2 separate regions of the Homo sapiens genome follow, and region 2 is linked to region 1. Evidence: read pairs that join two places in POLR2A ChIA-PET (ENCODE). Cell type or tissue: Panc1. All regions are shown on one strand. Each heading gives the region's core, and the rest is flanking DNA. Links, peaks and the distances in the headings are about the cores only. Region 1 has its middle 49 kb from the start of MIR6817. Region 2 overlaps CRYBB2 (crystallin beta B2).

Evidence for each region. Peaks named below come from ENCODE experiments on the same cell type or tissue, not always from the same donor. Only the 100,000 strongest peaks of a DNase experiment are listed, where the experiment ranks them.
Region 2: POLR2A ChIA-PET joins it to region 1 with 15 read pairs; 2 of 35 experiments call an interaction of 5 or more read pairs at or near these places.

The regions. Positions count from the first base shown.
Region 1 is chr22:25,405,634-25,408,539 of GRCh38, forward strand. No RefSeq gene overlaps it. Among named protein-coding and RNA genes, the nearest start is that of MIR6817, 49 kb to the right of the region's middle. In Panc1, for the core only: no CTCF peak of the experiment used is centred there; no DNase peak of the experiment used is centred there; H3K4me3 peaks cover 79 bases; H3K27ac peaks cover 882 bases.
Region 2 is chr22:25,227,856-25,230,761 of GRCh38, forward strand. It overlaps CRYBB2 (crystallin beta B2), which reads left to right. Exons shown (of 6, transcript NM_000496.3): 4 at 1-130; 5 at 1,581-1,723. Among named protein-coding and RNA genes, the nearest start is that of CRYBB2, 9.7 kb to the left of the region's middle. In Panc1, for the core only: no CTCF peak of the experiment used is centred there; no DNase peak of the experiment used is centred there.

The DNA.
Region 1 (2,906 bases), core at 236-2,735:
CGGGGGCAGATCTGGGCCAGGAGCCCGGTGTGTTACCTGTGGAGCCTCTATGAGTGGGGAAACTGAGGCACGGGGCGGGGCTGCCCAAGGGCACACAGCGAGGCAGTTTCAGGGCAGGAAGCCTGGGGTCCCATGGTGCGGCCCTGACACTTGTTCTCACCTGTGGAGGGCAGAGGAGGGGACAGGGAGAGAACTGCATGAAGCTGGCCAGCTGGGAGTGGAGGTGGGTTTGAATTTTTACTTTAAACTAAATGTGTACTCTCTACCTTAATTATGAATTATGAGACACGAAGACTGCGAAACAGACACGCTCCTCTAAAAGTGCCTCTAGGCTGACAGGGGAAAAGTCCCGCCAGGCTTCCAGACGCCACCTTTGAGTCCTTCAACAAGCAGGCCAAGGCCTCTTGCCCACCGGTGTCAGCTCAGCCACTGAACCCTCGAGGAAGAAGAGGTGCTCGAAGGGGAAGAATCTCACCCAGGCACAGCCTGGAAGGGGCACAGAAGGGGCTCTGGAACCAGCAAGCCCAAGTTCAAACTCCCGATCTGCTACTTTCTAGAACGACTGTGCCCTTGGCGGGTCTAAATAGAACCTCTCCGGGCACTCCTTCCTCCCTTGTAAAGTGGGAACAGCAATGGCCACCTTGCAGGTTCAGAGAGGGCTTGCAATACCTCACAGAACTGGGTGCCCGCGAACGTGTGCGTTCCTCCAGATTTGTGACAAATTTGCCAGGCTGGCGTGAGGCTGAACGCCTCTGCCCTCATGGGGTTTAAATTCTAGGAAGGGAGACCGACAAAAACAAGAAGACAAAATTAAAACAACAAAAGGCCCATTGACAGAACATGAAGAATGTCATGAAAAATGAAGGGTGTTGGGCTGCAGTGTTGGGAAACTCTGGCTTAGGGAAGGAAGGACACTTGAGCTGCCACCAAGGAGCAGCTGTCCGGCAGAAGGGCAGTTCAGGAAGAGCACACATCAATAGAGGAGGCCCTGCGGCAGGGGCCAGCGTGGTCAATGGACTGGGAGGAGGAACCACATCAGGCCACGAGCTGGAGCTGAGGGGTGGAAGGTGGAGCTGGGGGAAGGAAGAGGCCAGCTGGGGCCAGCACATGTCAGACCTCAGGCAGGGAAGAGGAATTGATAATGTACCCCACCAGCAATGGGAAGACAGGCTAGGATTTAAGCAGCAAAAATCCTTTCCCTTCTTGCACCCTGTGTCCACCTCTACCTCGACCCCCTTCCGCCTGACCTCATGGCAGCCAGGGAAGCTCCAGGGTTTGTGAGGGCCGCCATCTCAGGAGAGAAACAAGGGTCTCGGGCACCTTCAGGGCCGGCTCCAGCCACACTTATTCCCTGACCTCTCAGCCTCCTTAGCCACTCTCCCTTCCCACATCTCACCCTGCTACAGCCACAGTGGCATCCCTGTGGGTTCTCAAACACACTAGGCACACTCCTGCCTCAGGGCCTTTGCACTTGCTGTTCTCTGCTACAAGTTTTTTTTTTTTTTTTTTTTTTTTGAGACAGGGTCTCGCTCTGTCACCCAGGCTGGAGTGTAGTGGTGTGATCATAGCTCACTGCAACCTCGAACTCCTGAGCTCATGCAATCCTCCCACCTCAGCCTCTCCAGTAGTTAGTTTTCGTTGTTTTGTTTTGTTTGAGATGGAATCTCACTCTGTTGCCCAGGCTGGAGAGGCTGGAGTGCAATGCCACAATCTTGGCTCACTGCAACCTCTGCCTCCCAGGTCCAAGCGATTCTCCTGACTCAGCCTCCCAAGTAGCTGGGATTACAGGCATGCGCCACCGCGCCTGGCTCATTTTTGTAATTTTAGTAGAGACAGGGTTTCACCATGTTGGTCTGGCTGGTCTTCAACTCGTGACCTCAGGTGATCCACCCGCCTTGGCCTCCCAAAGTACTGGGATGACAGGCATGAGCCGCTGTGCCCGGCTCTAGTACTTAGGACTACAGACAGGGACCATCATGCCTGGTGATCCTCCCACCTTTTCTGCTTCAACTCTTTCACCCCACTTAGCCACATGGCTTTACTCTCTTACCTCTTCGGCTCCTCAGTCAGGCCTGACCACCCCTGTTGAAAATTGCAAATCATACCCCCCCACCGCCCACTCTTGCCAGCAGTTTCTGCTCCATTTCTCTGATTTACTTTTCTCCTTTGCACTCATCACTACCTGACATGTTTACATATCTTTATTCCCTCCACTAGCAAGGAAGCCCCAGGAGAGCAGAGAGTGTAGTTTTGTTCCCTGATGTGTTTCCTGTGCCTGTACCAGGGCCTAGCACACAGCAGGTGCTCAGTAAATGTTGGATGAACGAATACAGTGAAAGGATCCAATCTACATTTATAAAGAGGGCACTCTGGCTGCTGAGTGGGGATGAGACTGTCAGGAGGAGAGAGGCCCCTGTGGGGGCCTGGCCAGCAGGTGGGTACAATGGTAGCAGCTTGGACTCAAGTGGGTGGGGCCTGCTTAGGGCTCTGGCTGCAGGAATCAAGGGAAGGGGGCACAGGATGGCCTACAACTGGTCCAAAGTCAAGTCAGGTTTCTAAATTTGGGAAGCGATACAGAAAATCTGAAGACTCTACTGGCCAGTTATTTAAATGGTTACATAGAAAATGTACCAAGAATATTAAAAAAAAAAAAAGGCTAGGCACGGTGGCTCATGCCTGTAATCCCGGCACTTTGGGAGGCCGAGGCGGGTGGATCACAAGGTCAGAAGATCAAGACAATCCTGGCCAACACGGTAAAACCCCATCTCTACTAAAAATACAAAAAATTAGCCGGGCGTGGCGGCAGGCGCCTGTAGTCCCAGCTACTTGGGAGTCTGAGGCAGTAGAATGGCATGAACCCGGGAGACAGAGCTTGCAGTGAACTGAGATCCCGCCACTGCACTTCA
Region 2 (2,906 bases), core at 1-2,500, 180 kb before region 1:
GGTGGGCTATGAACAGGCCAACTGCAAGGGCGAGCAGTTTGTGTTTGAGAAGGGTGAGTACCCCCGCTGGGACTCATGGACCAGCAGCCGAAGGACGGACTCCCTCAGCTCCCTGAGGCCCATCAAAGTGGTGAGCCCCCTGCCATCACCCTACTCCCTCTCTCTGCCCATCATCCTACTTTCTCTCTCTGCCACCTTGGAGCTGGAGGTCTGGGGACCAGGAAGGGGCCCGCCCCTCTAGCACTGTGCCCCTTCTGATTGGTGAGGAACCTCCTCACTGGGTGACCTTGCAAAAGTCATTTTACTTCCCTGAGCCTCAGTTTCTTCATCTGTAAAATGGGCATATTGGTATCTACTGTCCTGAGGTTCCAATGTGCTTATTAGCTTGAGGGTTGTCACACTGCAACTCCAGAAGGCTCCAATCACAAGACTATGAAATGCTCCAGAGGGCACTATTCACATTCTATTTTAGGTGGTTGGTGCCCGCCCCCCGCGCCCAAGGGTTGGGCAACTCCCGTCATTGCTCAATAACCAATAGCCATCAGAAATACTACAAGAAATTATGAGTTTGGGGCTGGAGGAGAAGGTGGTTTAGCTCTTCTTCAAGACTCGTGCCAGTGTGAGTTTTCAGTGCTTCTGAGATCCTGATTCTTACTAGTGTGTGAGAGTGTCAACTCTCAGGAAGGGGACAGGGCCCATCACTGCTCAGTTATACTCTCAAACCCTCCAAGCCCAGTCTAGCTCCTCCCAGGACCTACTGGAAGGTTGGGGAACACGGGACTTGGCACCCCACAGACCTGGGTTCCCAAGTTGGCTGTGCTGCTCCCAGCTGTGTGGCCTTGAGCACGTCATTTGACCTCTCTGTGCCGCGCTTTCCTCATCTGCTAAATGGCATAAGAGGATTTTATGTCTGAGGGATAAGGGTTTTATGTGTAAAGGATGAGATGAGATAACTAAGGAAAATGTCATAGGGACAGGAGGATGGGAAGAGATGTAGAAATGAAGAAAAATCAAAATATCTCAGGTGCCTATTAGAGGCACAGTTAGCCTGTGCGTGTGTGTGTACATGTGTGGGTGTGCACGTGTGTGCGCGCAAGTGTGTGCGTGTGTCCATGTGTGTGTGCACGCATGTGTGGGTGTGCGTGTGTGTGCAAGTGTGGGTGTGCACGTGTGTGCGTGCGTGTGTGCAAGTGTGGTGTGCGTGTGTGCATGTGTGCGTGTGCACACATGTGTGGGTGTGCATGTGTGTGTGTGTGCATGTGTGGGTGTTCACATGTGGGTGGGTAGGTATATCGTAGCCACCATTTATAAAAGAGAAACTTGAGGAGGAAAAAATGACATTTCAGAATCAAACATTCCCCAAAGTGTTGCAGAGTGTCTGTTACATGAAAATGGCCCAGTAGAAACTTAACAAACGGCTGTGATCCAACAGCAGTGGTCATAGACACGTAGTGGGTGCACTGGGAAGAGAGTGATGTGTGGGACATGCTGATCCCAACTCTGGGGCATGAGCATGGGGTGGGAAGGCCAACCCTGGGCCCCCTCACCCATACTCACTTCCCCCCATCCTCTGCCAATAGGACAGCCAAGAGCACAAGATCATCCTCTATGAAAACCCCAACTTCACCGGGAAGAAGATGGAAATCATAGATGACGATGTACCCAGCTTCCACGCCCATGGCTACCAGGAGAAGGTGTCATCTGTGCGGGTGCAGAGTGGCACGTAAGTGCGTTGCCAGCCCTGGCTCACCCTGCCCCAGGAACTGAGACTCTGGGGTCCTAAGTCCTGCTCTGCCCTGTACACGCTGGTGATCTTGCACACATCAGTGTGCTCTGCTGACCTCTGGCTTCCCACTGGAAAGTAAATGGGAATTCTCTGCCCATAGGTGGCTTACAGCCGCTGAATTTCTTTCTAGAGCTGCCTTTGGGGAAATGGTATGCCTTTGGAGTGGAGAAACCTTGGCCTTAACCTCAGCCCCAGTGAGCAAGACATGTATGTCAGAGGGGCAAGTTGAGGCAGAGGGAGGATTAGGTTGAGGCAGGAGGGAAGGAATGAGTTGAGTAGTCTGAAAGCTATGAGAAGCAGGAGGACCAGCCCATGCTGCCTTTGACCGCGTGTGTCCCTAAGTTTGGGAACAGGAGGTGTCATTTTCCACTGAATCAAAGTTCCTGGGCACATCGACCCTGGCCATCAGCAGTGAGGGATTTCTCATGGTAATAAATTTGGATTCCATGGGGGTCCACAGATGAGCTTTGGGCAGCGGTGTGCTGGAAACAGCTTATACCAGCTTGTAAGAACTTTTTTTTTTTTTTTTAATTGAGACGGAGGCGCGCACTTTCGCCCTGGCTGGAGTGCAGTGGAATGATCTTGGCTCACTGCAACCTCCGCCTCCCAGGTTCAAGCGATTCTCCTGCCTTATCCTCCCAAGTAGCTGGGATTACAGGCGCCCACCACCAAGCTCAGCTGATTTTTTGCATTTTTAGTAGAGACAGGGTTTCACTGTGTTGGCCAGGTTAGTTTTAAACTCCTGACCTCATGACCTGCCTGCCTCGGCCTCCCAAAGTGCAGGGATTACAGGCGTGAGCCACTGTGCCTGGCCTGGAACGGACTCTTAAATTTTCAGAATCTGTGTGAACTGGTTGACTAATCATTGGTAGCTTGAAACCAGCCACAGGGTGCATTTACAGCATAGAAATCAGCAAGTGCTGCTAATTAAGGCTCTTTCCCCACAACAGAACCAATTTAGCCAAACATACTGGCTTCTTGGGGTTTGTGAAACTCCTAAAATAGTGTGCAAAGTTCTGTGCTCCTATTCCCCTTCATTCCCTCATTCATTCATTCATTCATTCAATCTGTCAGTGCTGCCATATGCCAGGCATTGTGTTAGGTGCCCAGGGTGAAGGAG